Regions from separate parts of the Homo sapiens genome. Here region 2 is linked to region 1. A link is an interaction called in ENCODE POLR2A ChIA-PET data of the cell type or tissue named here. Cell type or tissue: B cell. All regions are shown on one strand. Links, peaks and the distances in the headings refer to the core of each region. The heading gives the core; the rest is flanking DNA.

Region 1 (4,379 bases), core at 1-4,000:
TTAGGAGGTGATAGTCATCGCTGTCCGAGGTGTCATACACCAGGTTGTTGGTGAAGGTACTCCTGAGGAACCGCACGGGCTCCAGCCGCGACTCGATGAGCAGCAGGGAGATGTGGAGCAGCTCTAAGTTCTGCAGGGGAAGGACCGGCAGTGGCTGTGCTGCCCGGGGGCTCTGACCACAGGTCTCCCCCATCCCCGCCTAGGGGAGACAGCATCCACTCACGGATTTCTGCTGCGTTTCCTCCATGTTGGAGGATGTCGGAATAGAGTCTGAGAAGCAGAAGGAGGTCTGGGAGTCATGCAGGAATGAATACTTCTGTTCCTTTGTGATATAGGCTTCTTCCTAGGGGAAGGACCCCCCACCAAGAAGGACCACTGCTTTCTATGCTGGAGACCAGCTCCCACTGTTACTCTTCTGGGAACCTGGCTCAGCCTATGCTCATCTGCCTGCATTTTCGCTTCAGAAAACAACCCTGAGCTCCTTAGTCTCCTCCCATTACTTCCCCAGTGGGGGAAAGTCACCCCTTCTTGCCACCCCTGACCCGCACCCATTCCCCAAGAGCTTATAAACTCCTGGTAGGTGTCAATGGCCAGCTGGTGTGCGCGATGGGCTTGGAGCATAGCCTCTTTAAAAAGCCTGGATAAGGGAACGGTTTGGACGGCACCAGCCTCTTGAAGCCAGGGCAGGCAGAGCAGGGCAAAAGCCAGGAGCAGGGACGTCCGGGAGCCTGGGGAGAAACCGGAGGGCAAGAAGGGAGCCGCAGAGCAAGAGGCCAGCACTCTCCCTGTTCCAGGAGCTGTTTTCTTTTTCTCTCTCTCCATCCCTCCAGGGACCAGGAACATTCAGAGATTGGCCAAATATCTGGCCTTAGATGGCGATATTCACATTCAGAAGCCCCAAACCTGAGGTTAGTGCCCCCGTCCCATCTGCAGGGCGCCGCCTCTCCCCTCAGGACACGTTGTGCCCAAAGGGATTTTAGGGGCGCTTACCTGCAGCCATTGCCGCTAGGTGAGCTGTCCACAGGACCCTGAGTGGTGCGGGGAGTCGGGCCTTGGGATGCTGGAGCTGGTCTCTTGTGGGCCCTTTTTATACCCTGGCCCCTTCTCTCTCGCTGTTGCCCCCACCTGTTTCTGTGCACATTTATGCATGGGGCCACTGACGGGCTTGTGCTAATGGATAATTTGGAAGCTCCTCCCACACATGCTGGCATCATGTCCCCTGGCTTGTCATCTTTCCCTTCCCACCGTCACCAGCGTTGTGAGGGTTGTGCACAGAGTGTCAACCACAGACACCACCCAACTTGTCCTCTCTTTAAGGTTCAGGTGGGTGCCCTCTGGCAGCAGGCCATGGTGGCCAACCTGAATGCGGAGAAGGATGTCAGGATAGCCAGTCCTTGAGACCCCTATCGACCACATCCCACTCTCTATCCTATTCCTTTCCTCCTCCCCGCATGTTTAACCTCCACCCACCAGACAGAATGTGTGTGTTGGGAAAAGGGGCCAAGCACAGCCAATAGATTGTGGGGGTTGTGAGCATGATTCAGTCCTGAATTCCACTTCTGCTGACGACTCCTGGGCCCACCTGAGTCAGCTGGATGCAGTGCTAACACTGACCACTAGAGGGAACCAACCCCACACTTTGATCTCCCCTTTCCCTGAGCCTTGGGGCGGGGCGGAGGGAGGGGGTTGGGTGGGGGGCTCCCCCAGGTCACTGGGGACGAAGAACTCAGACTCTCAAGGTATTGCCCCAGCTCCCTGGACCTGCAGCAGAGACACAAACCAAGAAACCGAAATCCCGGGAACAGACACGGACCACAAGCGCTTCCTCCCATAGCCCTGAAACCATCAGAGAATCTCAAAGTTGGAAGAGCTCTTGAAGATTTGAATCTCTTCCCCAGCTTTGGAACTCAAAACACATCACGCCGAAAGATGCCCTATCCATCCATGGAAGCCCGTCCTCTTTTTTCTCCTCCTCCTTTCCACACCTGTATAGAGCCTATCCAGTTGCGAAGGGCCTGCCTGTGCATTCTCACGTCTGACCTGCCACTTGTCTTGTGTAGGAGGTATGATTATCATCCCATTTCACATATCAGGAGACTGAGGCTCAGAGAGACTGATTGCATGAGCTACCTCAGCCAGGGCAGCAGATCTCCACAGCCTTGCTCTTCCCACTTTGTGTCATTTAAAGTCCTTTCTCCAGGCCGGGCACGGTGGCTCATGCCTGTAATCCCAGCACTTTGGGAGGCTGAGGTGGGTGGATCACTTGAGGTCAGGAGTTCAAGGCCAGACTAGCCAACATGGCAAAACACCAACTCTCTAGAAATACAAAAGTAGCTGTGTGTGGTGGCGCAAGCCTGTAATCCCAGTTACTCCGGAGGGTGAGGTGGTAGAATCACTTGAATCCAGGAGGCAGAGGTTGCTGTGAGCCAAGATCGCGCCACTGCACTCCAGCCTGGGCGACAGAGTGTGACTCCATTTCAACAACCACAACAACAAGAAAAAAGTCCTTTCTCCAGAACAGGTAGTGTGGTGTTACTCAGTTATTTAGTTATTTTAGTTTCTTTCTTTCTTTCTTTCTTTCTTTCTTTCTTTCTTTCTTTCTTTCTTTCTTTCTTTCTTTCTTTCTTTCTTTCTCTTTCTTTCTTTTTCTTTTTCTTTCCTTCCTCCTTTCCTTTTCTTTCTTTCTTTCTTTCTCTTTCTTTCTTTCTTTCTTTCCTTCCTCTTTGTCTCTCTCTCTCTCTTTCTTTCTTTTTTTTCAGTTGGAGTCTCATTCTGTCACCCAGGCTGGAGTGCAGTGGCATGATGTTGCCTCACAGCAACCTCCACCTCCTGGGTTCAAGTGATTCTCCTGCCTCACCCTGTTTAGTAGCTGGGATTACAGTCGCCCGCCACCACGCCAGGCTAAATTTTGTACTTTTTTAGTAGAGACGGGGTTTCACTATGTTGGCCAGGCTGGTCTCGAACTCTTGACTTTAGGGGATCCACCCTCCCTGGCCTCTCTAAGTACTTAGATTACTGGCGTGAGTCACCGCCCCCAACCCAGTTATTTCAGCTTCTAAATCCCTCTGAGTGCAGGGATCCTGCCCCCAACACAGGGGCCCTTTGCCTCATTTTGTCTTTCCATAAGGGGCAGATTGTTCTTTCTCAATTCCCAGGTGAGAATGGCCCAGTGGCATGGGGTGCCTTGTGGAAACCTCACAGCAGGACAAGGCTGAGGCGGAGAAGGCCAGGACTGAGCCTCCTGTCTCCTGGTGCCCAGGGTTGGGGCTATTTCCATACCATCTGGAAGTCACAAGCATCAGATGCCCCCAGGGATAAGAGCAGGAAAGACCACCCTCTCCAGTGGTGAAATCTTCCCCCACCCTGAGTTTAAGAGCATGTAGCACTTGACACTGTAGAAACACAAGCAAGCAAACAAGCAAATGCTTCTAGAAGTGATTGGCTGTGGTGTTGGCAACCAACATTGAACACCCACACCCCTGTGGCCTAGGATGTGAATGCTGGGGCCCTGCCATCTCCCTACTTTCAGAGGGGAAGACAGAGCTCCTTTTTCTGCCGTCACTCCTGAAGCATTACCGGACCAGCACCCCAGACTCATCACCTGCTGGGAGGGCACTGTGCTGTGAGCTGTTCTCCAGGCAGGCCTGTGTGAGGATCCAAGAGGGGTGTCATCGATGATACCAGCTCCGAAAAATATGGGGCCAAGGGAGGGTGGAGTCACCACTTTCCCCTGCTCCTTCCAGCACCAGCAAAGAGGAGGAGCCAGGTGCGAATGGAAGAGGGTCCCTGAGCTCCAAGTAGAAGAAGGTCCCTGCCTCCCCCACCATCCTTCCTCCAATGTCAGCTGGGACAGGGAGCCCCCATGACAGGGCCTTTTAGCCAGTGCTGGGGACTTAGATGTGGATTTTCGGCCATGGAAGAAGTCTCCAGCCTCCTTTAGGAATGAGGGTGGCAGGGGCCCTAGTTGGGGACCACTGCATAACTCCGCAGGTGGGCACAGGGGTGGCGAGGCTCCCCAGACAGGTTACTGCCAGGAACACGTGGGACCAGCCAGGGCAGGGGAGTGTCTCCTCTCACCTCTCCACTTCTGTTGACCCCAGAATTATGGTGACTCAGAGGACTCTAGGGACCCCTGGGGAAACACCTTTATAAGGGGTTACCATGGCAGCCATGGACCAGAGGGAAGAACTGAGGCCCTCAGGTGTGGGTAGAAGTCGATGATCGTTTTCTCTAGTCTAGATCTTCCCAGAGCCTTGAGCAATGGAGACCATGTCTATCATTCATTGCTGGTAAAAAATCAACTTTGCATTAGACTTGGGATTCTCCTAACAGTACTGGGAAGTTGCCCACTGTTGGGGCATCACTTGGGTCCAGATCCT
Region 2 (4,379 bases), core at 1-4,000, 54 kb after region 1:
AGGTCTTGCCAGCTGCTCGAAGGGTCTGGGAGTGGAGGGAGAGGGAGTGGAGGGGTCCCATGACGTCCACCTCCTTTGACCCAGTGCCCCTTTCCATACATCCATTGCCCGCATGGGTAAGCAGAGCCCCTCCCTCACAGAGCCTGGGGGACTGATGGCCGTCATTGGCATGCTGAGCCATGTTCTGGGGAACTTCAAAATATCTACTTGGGACTCAAACGTTTCTGGTCTCCTGGCTCAGAGGAGGACCGAAGCCAGGCATCCTGTTATCAGAGAGCCAGGATAGAAAATTGGTGAACATGGGTTTGGGGTCAGCTTGAATTCTAGCTTTGCCACAGTGCCTGGCACCTAGTAAGAACTCAACAAATAGTAGCTATTATTATTATTTAATCAATTTATTTATTTATTTTTAGACGTAGTCTCACTCTGTTGCCCAGGCTGGAGTGCAGCGGTGTGATCTCGGCTCACTGCAACCTCCACCTCCCAGGTTGAAGTGATTCTCCTTCCTCAGTCTCCTGAGTAGCTGGGATTACAGGTGTTTGCCACCAAACCTGGCTAATTTTTGTATTTTTTGTAGAGATGGGTTTCGCCATGCTGGCCAGGCTGGTCTCAAACTTCTGACCTCAAGTGATCTGCCTGCCTCGGCCTCCCATAGTGCTAGGATTATAGGCATGAGCCACTGCACCCAGCCAGTAGCTGTTATTATTTTTGTTATTGTTATCAACACCATCAATGTTAGAAACATCACATGGCATCAGAAGGCACTGTCACTCCAGGCTCAGCCTGCCTTCCCTGCAAACAGTAGAAGGCAAATAAAGTATGGGCAACATCGAATTTCTGTCTTTCTTTTTTTTCAGACGGAGTCTCGCTCTGTCGCCCAGGCTGGAGTGCAATGGCGTGGTCTCGGCTCACTGCCACCTCCGCCTCCCGGGTTCAAGCAATTCTCCCTCCTCAGCCTCCTGAGTAGCTGGGAATATAGGCCCGTGCCACCATACCCGGCTAATTTTTGTATTTTTAGTAGAGATGGGGTTTCACTATGTTGGCCAGGCTGGTCTCGAACTCCTGACCTCGTGATCCGCCCACCTCTGCCTCCCAAAGTGCTGGGATTTCAGGCGTGAGCCACCGCGCCCGGCAGGCAGCATTGGATTTCTAAGCTGCCCTACTGGCTATCATGAGGCCTAGGGGGTCCTGGGCTTGTGCCTATGCTAGGTCCAGACCTTGGCTCTGAAAGCAAAGGTGTGGAAAGAATTAAAGCTGTGGCTTGGCTCGGGGCAGGTGTCTAGTTTCAGAGAGCACAAGCTCCTATAAGGGCACTGCGGGAGTCCATGAGGAGATGGCCCAGTTCGGGGGTTGGCCATCCTGTGGTAGGCCCCATCAGGCCCTGAAGAGGCTGCAGGGATGGAGGGGGAGTGGCTGTAGGGTTGGGGGGCAGGGTGGGGGCAGCTGTACCAGCTGGAAGAGGTTCTCCCAATAGTCCTGTGTCATGAGGCGGAAGAGAGCCAAGAAGGCCCAGCTGAAGGTGTCATAGCTGGTGTAGCCATAGTTGGGGTTCCGCCCGGTCTTGATGCACTCATAACCCTCAGGGCAGTGCCTAGGAATAGGACAGGGGGCTGGGTTTAGGGTGGGAGGAGCACTCCAGCTGGGGGCAGATAGGGACCCCAAGGGAAAAATTCCGTCAGTTCTGCCTGTGTCCCCCAAACAGAAAAGTATTCCATCCATGCCCACAGGTTTCCCTGCACTCCCATGCCCCCCAGGTCCTCATCTCTAATCAGCTCCCACCTTCCAAGACCCCTGGGGTGCCTTTTCTGCATCCCTTAGCATCACTCACCCAGCATCACTGCTGTTCCCACAGAGCAGGGCATCGTTGGAGCCCTCCAGGAAGTAGAAGTTCCCTTTGGGAGTCAGAGGCCACAAAGGAGGCAAGTCACCCACATGGACACAGTGTGAGCACCTGCGCCCATTGCACACCTGTGGACAGGTCTGCGCGTACCACATAAACCAAACGGATGTTCCCTGGCTGCCTCTTCCCCGTCCTTTAAGGACAGCTCCAAGTTCCAAGGTCTCTGGGTAGGGACTCGGCAGGGAGCTCAGCTTGAGCCCTGTCAGCCCAGTGCCCAGTGTGGACGAAAAGTCATGACGCAGCAGTGGCACAGAGACGGAACGTGTACGTGTGTGCATGGGGTTATTGTGTACCTATGTAGGGCCCCTGAGTGAAGGGTGAGTGGGGGCTGGAATCCAGGTGCCAGGGTGAGAAGGGTTACCTTTTCCTAATTTGCAAGAAGGCGCTATGTAGACTAACAGTGGCTGTGTGAGAATGTGTGTGTTTCTGGCATGTGTGCCTGTGAAGATGCATATGTGAATAGGATGTGGGTGTGTGGGTGGGTGATGGTGACCCTGCCAGGATGTGAGCATGTGAAAATGTGGTGTGATGAAGGAGGACAGGGGGTGCACAGGTTAGGGAGTAGGAACTATAGACTCTTGCTTTGCATAGTGAGAGCTTTAGGATTTTTTTTTTTTTAGACTGAGTTTCACTCTTGTTGCCCAGGCTAGAGTGTAATGGCATGATCTCGGTTCACTGCAACCTCTGTCTGCCAGGTTCAAGCGATTCTCCTGCCTCAGCCTCTGGAGTAGCTGGGATTACAGGCATGCGTCACCACGCCCGGCTAATTTTTGTATTTTTGGTAGAGACGGGGTTTCACCACGTTGGTCAGGCTGGTCTGGAACTCCTGACCTCAGGTGATCTGCCTGCCTCGCCCTCCCAAAGTGCTGGGATTACAGGCGTGAGCCACCGTGCCTGGCACTTTAGGGTTTTTAAAACAGTTTGCCATTTGTTGCTGCAGTAACCCTTTGAGGAAGGTATTGTTATCTTGATTTTATAGGTGAGGATTCGGAGGGCTGGGGAGATCAAGTGACTAGTCAGAGGTGACACAGGCTGCCAAGTGCTAGCTTTAAGCTCAGGTCCTCGCCATACTATTTGTCTCATAAGAAGTGGAGACAGGGCGGGGAGCGGTGGCTCACGCCTGTAATCCCAGCACTTTAGGAGGCCGAGGTGGGAAGATCACATGAGGTCAGGAGTTCGAGACCAGCCTGGCCAACATGATGTAACCCTATCTTTACTAAAAATACAAAAATTAATTGGGCCTGGTGGCACATGCCTGTAATCCTAGCTACTCGGGAGGCTGAGGCAGGAGAATCGCTTGAAGCCGGGAGGCGGAGGTTGTAGTGAGCTGAGATGGCACCTTTGCACTCCAGCCTGGGTGACAAGAGTGAGACTCCATCTCAAAAAAAAAAAAAAAGAAAATGTGGAGTCAGAGGCTACCCTAGGGACTGGGACAGGATCCCCCTTGCCCGTCACCCTCCCCATTCTTACCTTCATCACTGATGTAGGCGTCCCAATCAAAGGTATCGTTGGTGGCCCAGCTTGCATGGCTGTTCCACGTGTCGTTGGCATACCATGAGTCATTGCCGTACCACATCTCATTGCCATACCATGTGTCATTGCCGTACCACGTGTCATTGCTGTACCACGTGGTGTTGGTGTCGTTGAACGGCGGGGGCCAGCGCACACACTTCTGCCTCAGGTTTCCCATGAAGAGCTGCAGTCCTACCAGCGCAAAGACGCTCAGGCAGAAGACAGTGAGGATCATCACATCCGACAGCTTTTTCACCGACTGGATCAGGGCCCCCACGATCGTCTTCAGCCCTGACCGCAGAGAGGGCAAGGATATTGGCAGGGGGCAGGGCAGGGTGATAACAGAGCCCCCGCGGCCCCCACCGCCAAGCTTTTTCCTACTCCATCTTCAAGGCTTGACTTACTGAGCACCACTACTTCCCCGAAGCCTTCTGAAATTAACTCCACCCTTCTCTGTTCACATCCTCAATCTGGAGCCCTCAAATGGCCACAGACGCTCAGCCACTAGGAGAATGAACTATAAAGACCTGATGGGCTGTTGCCTGACCTATAGAGCAAACAAAGGCATACAGCAGAGCTTAATACATGTCACTAAGTTAGCGCTGTCAAAGTGTGTTCAACAGAACGCTAATCTCCCATGCTGTGCCCTTAAAAAGGGGGCGTTGATAATGTTTGGGAAAAGCTGCGTTCTAGATTCTGCTCTTGGAGAGTCATTATGTAGTTGATCCTATCAAAGGCTTTGAAAAGTCCTGCAGAAATAAACAAAAACTTTATTTGTATTTATGTATTTATTTAGAGAGAGTCTCATTCTGTCACCCAGGCTGGAATGCAGTGGCGTGATCTTGGCTCACTGCAACCTCTGCCTCCTGGGTTCAAGTGATTCTCCTGCCTCAGCCTCCCAAGTAGCTGGGATTACAGGTGCATGCCACCACACCCAGCTCATTTTTTTGGTACTTTTAGTAGGGAT

Evidence for each region. ChIA-PET counts read pairs that join two places held together with the same protein. Peaks named below come from ENCODE experiments on the same cell type or tissue, not always from the same donor. Only the 100,000 strongest peaks of a DNase experiment are listed, where the experiment ranks them.
Region 2: POLR2A ChIA-PET joins it to region 1 with 7 read pairs; 9 of 35 experiments call an interaction of 5 or more read pairs at or near these places.

The regions. Positions count from the first base shown.
Region 1 is chr17:63,910,197-63,914,575 of GRCh38, forward strand. It overlaps CSHL1 (chorionic somatomammotropin hormone like 1), which reads right to left and starts at 1,062. Exons shown (of 5, transcript NM_022579.3): 1 at 991-1,062; 2 at 549-728; 3 at 224-339; 4 at 1-130. The coding sequence starts at 1,000. It overlaps LOC112268204 (a long non-coding RNA gene), which reads left to right and starts at 1,724. Exons shown (of 3, transcript XR_002958148.2): 1 at 1,724-2,063. In B cell, for the core only: CTCF peaks have their summits at 1,623 (motif pointing right) and 1,827; DNase peaks (open chromatin) are centred at 1,625 and 1,986; H3K27me3 peaks cover 467 bases.
Region 2 is chr17:63,964,653-63,969,031 of GRCh38, forward strand. SCN4A (sodium voltage-gated channel alpha subunit 4) reads right to left here. Exons shown (of 24, transcript NM_000334.4): 6 at 3,371-3,703; 7 at 1,829-1,892; 8 at 1,450-1,591; 9 at 1-25. It overlaps LOC105371858 (a long non-coding RNA gene), which reads left to right. Exons shown (of 4, transcript XR_934910.3): 4 at 1,853-1,921. Among named protein-coding and RNA genes, the nearest start is that of SCN4A, 6.1 kb to the right of the region's middle. RefSeq lists a silencer at 2,639-2,837 and an enhancer at 3,649-4,149. In B cell, for the core only: no CTCF peak of the experiment used is centred there; no DNase peak of the experiment used is centred there.